Regions from separate parts of the Mus musculus genome. Here region 1 is linked to region 2. The links are chromatin contacts, found by POLR2A ChIA-PET in ENCODE. All regions are on one chromosome and are shown on one strand. The core of a region is the stretch at or near the end of the contact, and the rest is flanking DNA. Distances in the headings are between cores, read along the strand shown.

Evidence for each region. ChIA-PET counts read pairs that join two places held with the same protein, here RNA polymerase II (POLR2A).
Region 1: POLR2A ChIA-PET joins it to region 2 with 10 read pairs in embryonic stem cell. The contact joins the promoter of Slc39a7 here to the promoter of Ndufa7 in region 2. POLR2A ChIA-PET finds 5 or more read pairs at or near these places in 4 of 5 experiments (Patski and embryonic stem cell).

What each region holds. Positions count from the first base shown.
Region 1 is chr17:34,030,395-34,033,094 of GRCm38, forward strand. It overlaps Slc39a7 (solute carrier family 39 (zinc transporter), member 7), which reads right to left and starts at 1,296. Exons shown (of 7, transcript NM_008202.2): 1 at 430-1,296; 2 at 172-340; 3 at 1-27. The coding sequence starts at 864. Rxrb (retinoid X receptor beta) reads left to right here and starts at 1,418. Exons shown (of 10, transcript NM_011306.4): 1 at 1,418-1,829; 2 at 2,433-2,650. The coding sequence starts at 1,604.
Region 2 is chr17:33,823,214-33,825,913 of GRCm38, forward strand. It overlaps Ndufa7 (NADH:ubiquinone oxidoreductase subunit A7), which reads left to right and starts at 1,359. Exons shown (of 4, transcript NM_023202.4): 1 at 1,359-1,467; 2 at 2,388-2,437. The coding sequence starts at 1,417. Rps28 (ribosomal protein S28) reads right to left here and starts at 1,349. Exons shown (of 4, transcript NM_001355384.1): 1 at 1,221-1,349; 2 at 1,086-1,133; 3 at 1-117. The coding sequence starts at 1,259.

The DNA of each region.
Region 1 (2,700 bases), core at 46-2,545, 210 kb after region 2:
GCTCTGGAGCGTGGTGAGAATGAGGTTCTGCGGGAAGTGGGAGAAAAGGCTTGATGAGGGAATGCCTGGCTCAGGGGATGTGTGTTTGAAGACAACCGGAAAATCTGGGATCATTAAAGAGAAAGAACAAAACCGCTTAAGCCTTTGAGGCGGAGCCCACAAGTTACTTACCCAAGGCATGCGGGATGAGGTGGAGGAACGCATCACCCAGGAGCCCCCCGGAAGCAAAACTGAGCAGGATCTGGAGCAGAGAGCGGTGCCTGGGAGAGTTAGATTCTACTGGGATGAGGAACAGCACGAAGAACGGAGCTGCGGAGATCAGCACTGTGGCCCCCAGTGCCTGGTGGAGAAGCACAATCAGAAGGCAAAGATGGAGCTTCCCACCGATTAAGAACCAGTCCCTCTTCCCCACATCCCCTGGCGACTCACGTAGGCCCAGAGGGTGACAGTGTCCAGGTGGTGTTTGATGCCTGGAGCCCCAGCCTCCCTAGAAGTCCCATGGCTATGTTCACGATGGGCATGTCCATGTCCTCCGTGGTGGAGGCTATCGTGGGAGTGGCCATGGCTATGGCCATGGTGTAATTCCTCACGTGAGTGTCCATGGTCGTGGCTGTGGGCATGCCCATGCCAGATGCTTTCATGAGTGTGGCCGTGGCCATGGTGGAAATCTTCATGCGAGTGCCCGTGGCTGTGGCCATGGTGGAAATCTTCATGTGAGTGCCCGTGACTGTGGCCATGGAAGTCCTCTTCCACATCTTTGTGCAGGTCACCATGACCCTCGTGTCCGGCCACCAGCAGCCCCAAAGCCGCCCAGGTCAGCAGTCCCACAGCCACCCAGTGGGGGGCCCGCAGGCCCATGGTCATCACGCTGACCGGAGGAACAAGAGACGACTCGACTTGACTCTCAATCTACCTATTCGGGATCCGCGTCCCTTGAAGCCCTTCCTCTATACTACTTGCTCCGCTCTTACATTGTCCCCAAGGCCGGTCCACCTCATCCCCAACACCCTTCCTGGATGCAGCCCCCCACCCCCGACACCGCTCTAGCCTTTGATCAGCAACTTTACGGTCTCTCTGGGCCCGCGTCTCTATGGCCCACTGGTTGGGGTAAAGGCCTGGAAAGCGCCGTAAGGGAGCAGCAGGGACCTCTCACCGGCTCCGGGATCCTCTCGGTTCTCGGTTTGCTGGGACGTGGCACTCACGCCTCGAGCTCCCGCGAGATCCGGAAGCTCCCTTTCTTGCCTGCGCCCCGATACCTTTACCAACATGGCGGCGCCCCGAGGGCGGCGCGGCCACGGCGTCAGGACGCATGCGCAGAGCTGGGGGGTTATCCGAGGGGACGGCGGGCTGGCGGGCACCGCCTCCTCCGTTTCCACCTCGGCGAAGGGGCGGGAGCTCAAGGCGAGACTTCCCGTCTGTACAAAGATGGCGGCCGCGCCGGTGCTGTCATCTCAGTGCCGAGCCGAGCGCGGCTCTTGAGTCGCGCTGCCACAGGCCGCGGCCTGCTCGCCTCCGCGGCTTCGTCGCGGCCCCCGAGTCCCCCGCTGTCCCCCCTGCGCGTCCCTGGCGCCTCTCCGGCTTCCCCGCCCTCGGCCCGGGCGTCATGTCTTGGGCCACTCGTCCGCCCTTCCTCCCGCCGCGGCATGCCGCGGGGCAGTGTGGGCCGGTGGGGGTGAGAAAAGAGATGCATTGTGGGGTCGCGTCCCGGTGGCGGCGGCGGCGGCCCTGGCTGGATCCCGCGGCGGCGGCGGCGGCGGCCGGAGAGCAGCAAGCCCTGGAGCCGGAGCCGGGGGAGGCTGGCCGGGACGGGATGGGCGACAGCGGGCGGGGTGAGTGTCCCGTGGGCCCGGGCCGGCGCCCCTCGCGCCCCCTCCCCGCGCTCCCGCCCCCTTGTTTGTAAACACGCGCCCTCGACGTCCCGAGGCCCAGCGCCCTCCCCCGGGGCGGGGCGCGGCGGGGGAGCTTCCGCCCTTCAGGTTCGGGCCCGCGGCGGGGCCTGCGTGCGCGGTCTCGGGCGTGGGAAGGACACCGTTCCCCGTGGGCTGGAGGACTCTGGGCATTCGAAGGCTGAGCTTACGCTCTGGGACCGGGTATTTCTGCCATACTCTTTGCCCCGAATGTTCTAAGTTGGGGTTGGACGAGGGGTTCGCTGCTACACCTCCACGTGCTGCTTCACAGCCCCCCCTCCCGAGGTCAGCTTGGGATGACCCAGTAGCCCCGCCTGACCTGCCTCCCTTTTTGTCAACCGCCTCCTCTCACGACTATTAGAAGTGAAATTGTTGTTTGGCCACTTGGTATTTCTGAACTCCAGGGTTGCGGGCTGTGGTGGGTCAGGGAGAATTAAAGTGTCCATTTGGATGATCAAAAGGCTCACTTTCTCTTCTTGTCTCTCCTGTCCGTGTGTGTCTGCCTTGTACGTACCCACTTCTCAGATTCCCGAAGCCCAGACAGCTCCTCCCCAAATCCCCTTTCTCAGGGGATCCGTCCGTCTTCTCCTCCTGGCCCACCTCTTACCCCTTCAGCACCTCCACCTCCAATGCCACCCCCGCCACTGGGCTCCCCCTTCCCAGTCATCAGTTCTTCCATGGGGTCCCCTGGTCTGCCCCCTCCGGCTCCCCCAGGATTCTCCGGGCCTGTCAGCAGCCCTCAGGTGAGAGAGAGGTTGTGGCCTGCTTATTGCCACTGTGCCTTCAGTTCCTT
Region 2 (2,700 bases), core at 109-2,608:
CAACCTTCGAGCTTCTCTTTCTGACTCCAATAGGGTGAGCACGTCACCCTCTCGAACGGGGCCTTTGACATTTCGGATGATAGAGCGGCTGGTGTCATCCATGAATTCCACTCGCACCTACAAGCCCAATACAAGAGTTAAATGCTGCTACTTACTAGTGGGGTGGAAAGGTAATATGGACCAGAGCCTGGGACAGGGGCTGGTCAGGTCAGATGGTTCAGCAGTTACAAGCATTTGTTACTCTTAAGGTCTCATTTGCCAGACCAAAGGCATTGAATCACTCACATGATAGGGTCTCTGTAGCCTGATCTGACCTTGAAATCCTGTGATCCTTCTGGAATTACAACACCCTCCCCACTTACAATTTTATCTGGGTGCCTCCAACTTACTTCAGGCTGGCCCTGATCTACGGGTCCCCCTACCTTAGTTTCTTAATTAGCTGTGATGGGAGACCTGGGTATAAGCCAGGGGAACGAACGGTCAGGGCATCTTTAGCCTAGGCTTGTCTGTCTCCTGGAGTAGGTGAGATGCCCTACCGTTCTTGTTCTATGTGGTGGACCGAGGCAAGCACACTATCAACAGTGGCCCAGGTTTTTTCGGTACTGGATCATTTTGTAGCCTAAGCTTGACTGGAACTCCAAGTGAACTTCCTTAGACATCTTTAATTACTAGCTTTGAGTTCAGTACTCAAGTTTTTTCGGGTTCTTTGTATGGTAAGCAAGTCTACTACTGACACACAGGTCCCGCCAACTCCACCTCTTTAAAAACCAAATCTTTTAGCTGGGCAGTGGTAGCCCGCGCCTTTAATCTCAGCACTTGGGAAGCAGAGGCAGGCGGATTTCTCAGTTCGAGGACAGCCAGGGTTACACAGAGAAACCCTGTCTAGAACACCCCCCCCCCCCCAACAAAAAACCACCAAAGCTTTCAAAGGCAGTCTTACTACGGTATCCGCGTTTCTTACAAAGTCATATCCTCCCTGAACCTAGCTACTAGAATTAAACGTCACCAAATCCAGTTATAATCCTGGTACTCGGGAGGACTCCGCTCCGACCCCAGGAAGTGGTCCGAATGTTCCCATCACTCACCTGCGTGCACTGTCCCTGCGAACCGGTCCTGCCCAGCACTTTGGTTACCTACAGGAAATAAGGGAAAGTTAGGCTCGACATGTTCAGCTTTCTTCTCTCTTTATTCAGGTTTCTAAACACCCGCAGTCGCCTCACCCTAGCCAGCTTGATGGGCTGCACGCGACTCGTGTCCATGATGGCGGCGATCTGGCGGAGAGGAGTCACGTGAGCAGGGGATGCCTTTTATAGTCGGCTCTGACCACGCCTCACTTTCGCTCTCGCGAGACCGCACGCGGTACCCAGGAATCCTCGGGACAGAGTCGTCACCAGCGTCCTTCGGAGCGGAAGGAATATGGCGTCCGCTACTCGCGTTATCCAAAAGCTGCGGAACTGGGCGTCTGGGGTGCGTGTGCTGTTCCGATCCGGGCCGGGAAGGATTTGGGTTCTGTACGCCCTTGAATCCTATCCCCCTTAACATCTCCTTAGTTCAGTGGATAATCCAGGATCCCTGAATTTGTGACTCCAGTAGTCAGACTCAAGGTCCTAAATGTTTTTGGCCGGGTTACTGGGATTTCCTTGGCCTTAGATTGCCTGGCTTTAGCTCCCCCCCGCCCCGCCCCTCTTCCTATCCCTTTCTCTCTTCGCCTCATTTGTCTCCCACGTGAGACCAGGTGTTTCCTCATCCCCCGTATCAGCTTGGAATCTTTGTTTGTTTGTTTGTTTTTGTTTTTGTTTTTCTTTTTCGAGACAGGGTTTCTCTGTGTAGCCCTGGCTGTCCTGGAACTCACTTTGTAGACCAGGCTGGCCTTGAACTCATAAATCCGCCTGCCTCTGCCTCCCGACTAGGATTAAAGGCATGCGCCACCACGCCCGGCTATCAGCTTGGAATCTTGTGCCCCTGTTTTTGGAAGGCTGAGGACCAGTTTTTAGATTTTGGAAGAAAACAAAGAGGTCAGGGAAGCTGTAGATCTCTGCAGCTCCTGGGAGGTTGGAGATGGATAAGAGGAGAGATAATTTAGGGTCCAAGAAAGGAGGTATATCTAGCACTGGAGCTTAGTAAGCAACTGTTTGGGTGAGAATTCCCATAATGTTAGGGTAAGCACGTTTAGTATATTGACCCATATACAGAGGAGATTTTCTTTAAAAGGAAGGCTTTTTAGGTTAGATCTTGGAAAGGCTGGAAACTTAGCCTTAAAGTTTTGTAAGCCATGCCCTTGCCTTTCTTCATATGCATGACTTGTAAACTTACCCTAACTGGCTACTTCTGTTCGCTAACCCTATCCTGGGGTTCCCTAGTTTCTGACTTCTTCTCTCCTCCCACAGCAAGACCTGCAGGCGAAGCTACAGCTGCGCTACCAGGAGATCGCCAAGCGGTGAGCAGGCCGTGCTTGCTGCCTTCATCCTGACATTCTTCCACCAAACCCAAGGCTGGCCATAGTGGTACAGTCTTTAATCCCAGCACTCGGGAAACAGGCAGGCTGAGTTCTGAGTTCAAGGCCTGCCTGATCTACATGATGGGTTCCAGGTTAACCCCTGTCTAATAAACAAACGTGAAAAAACAACCCTAAATTTGCTGTTCTCTTGAACTTTCCTTGGAGAATTGAGCAGAGATCTTTCTTGTCAGGCTGTGAAAGCA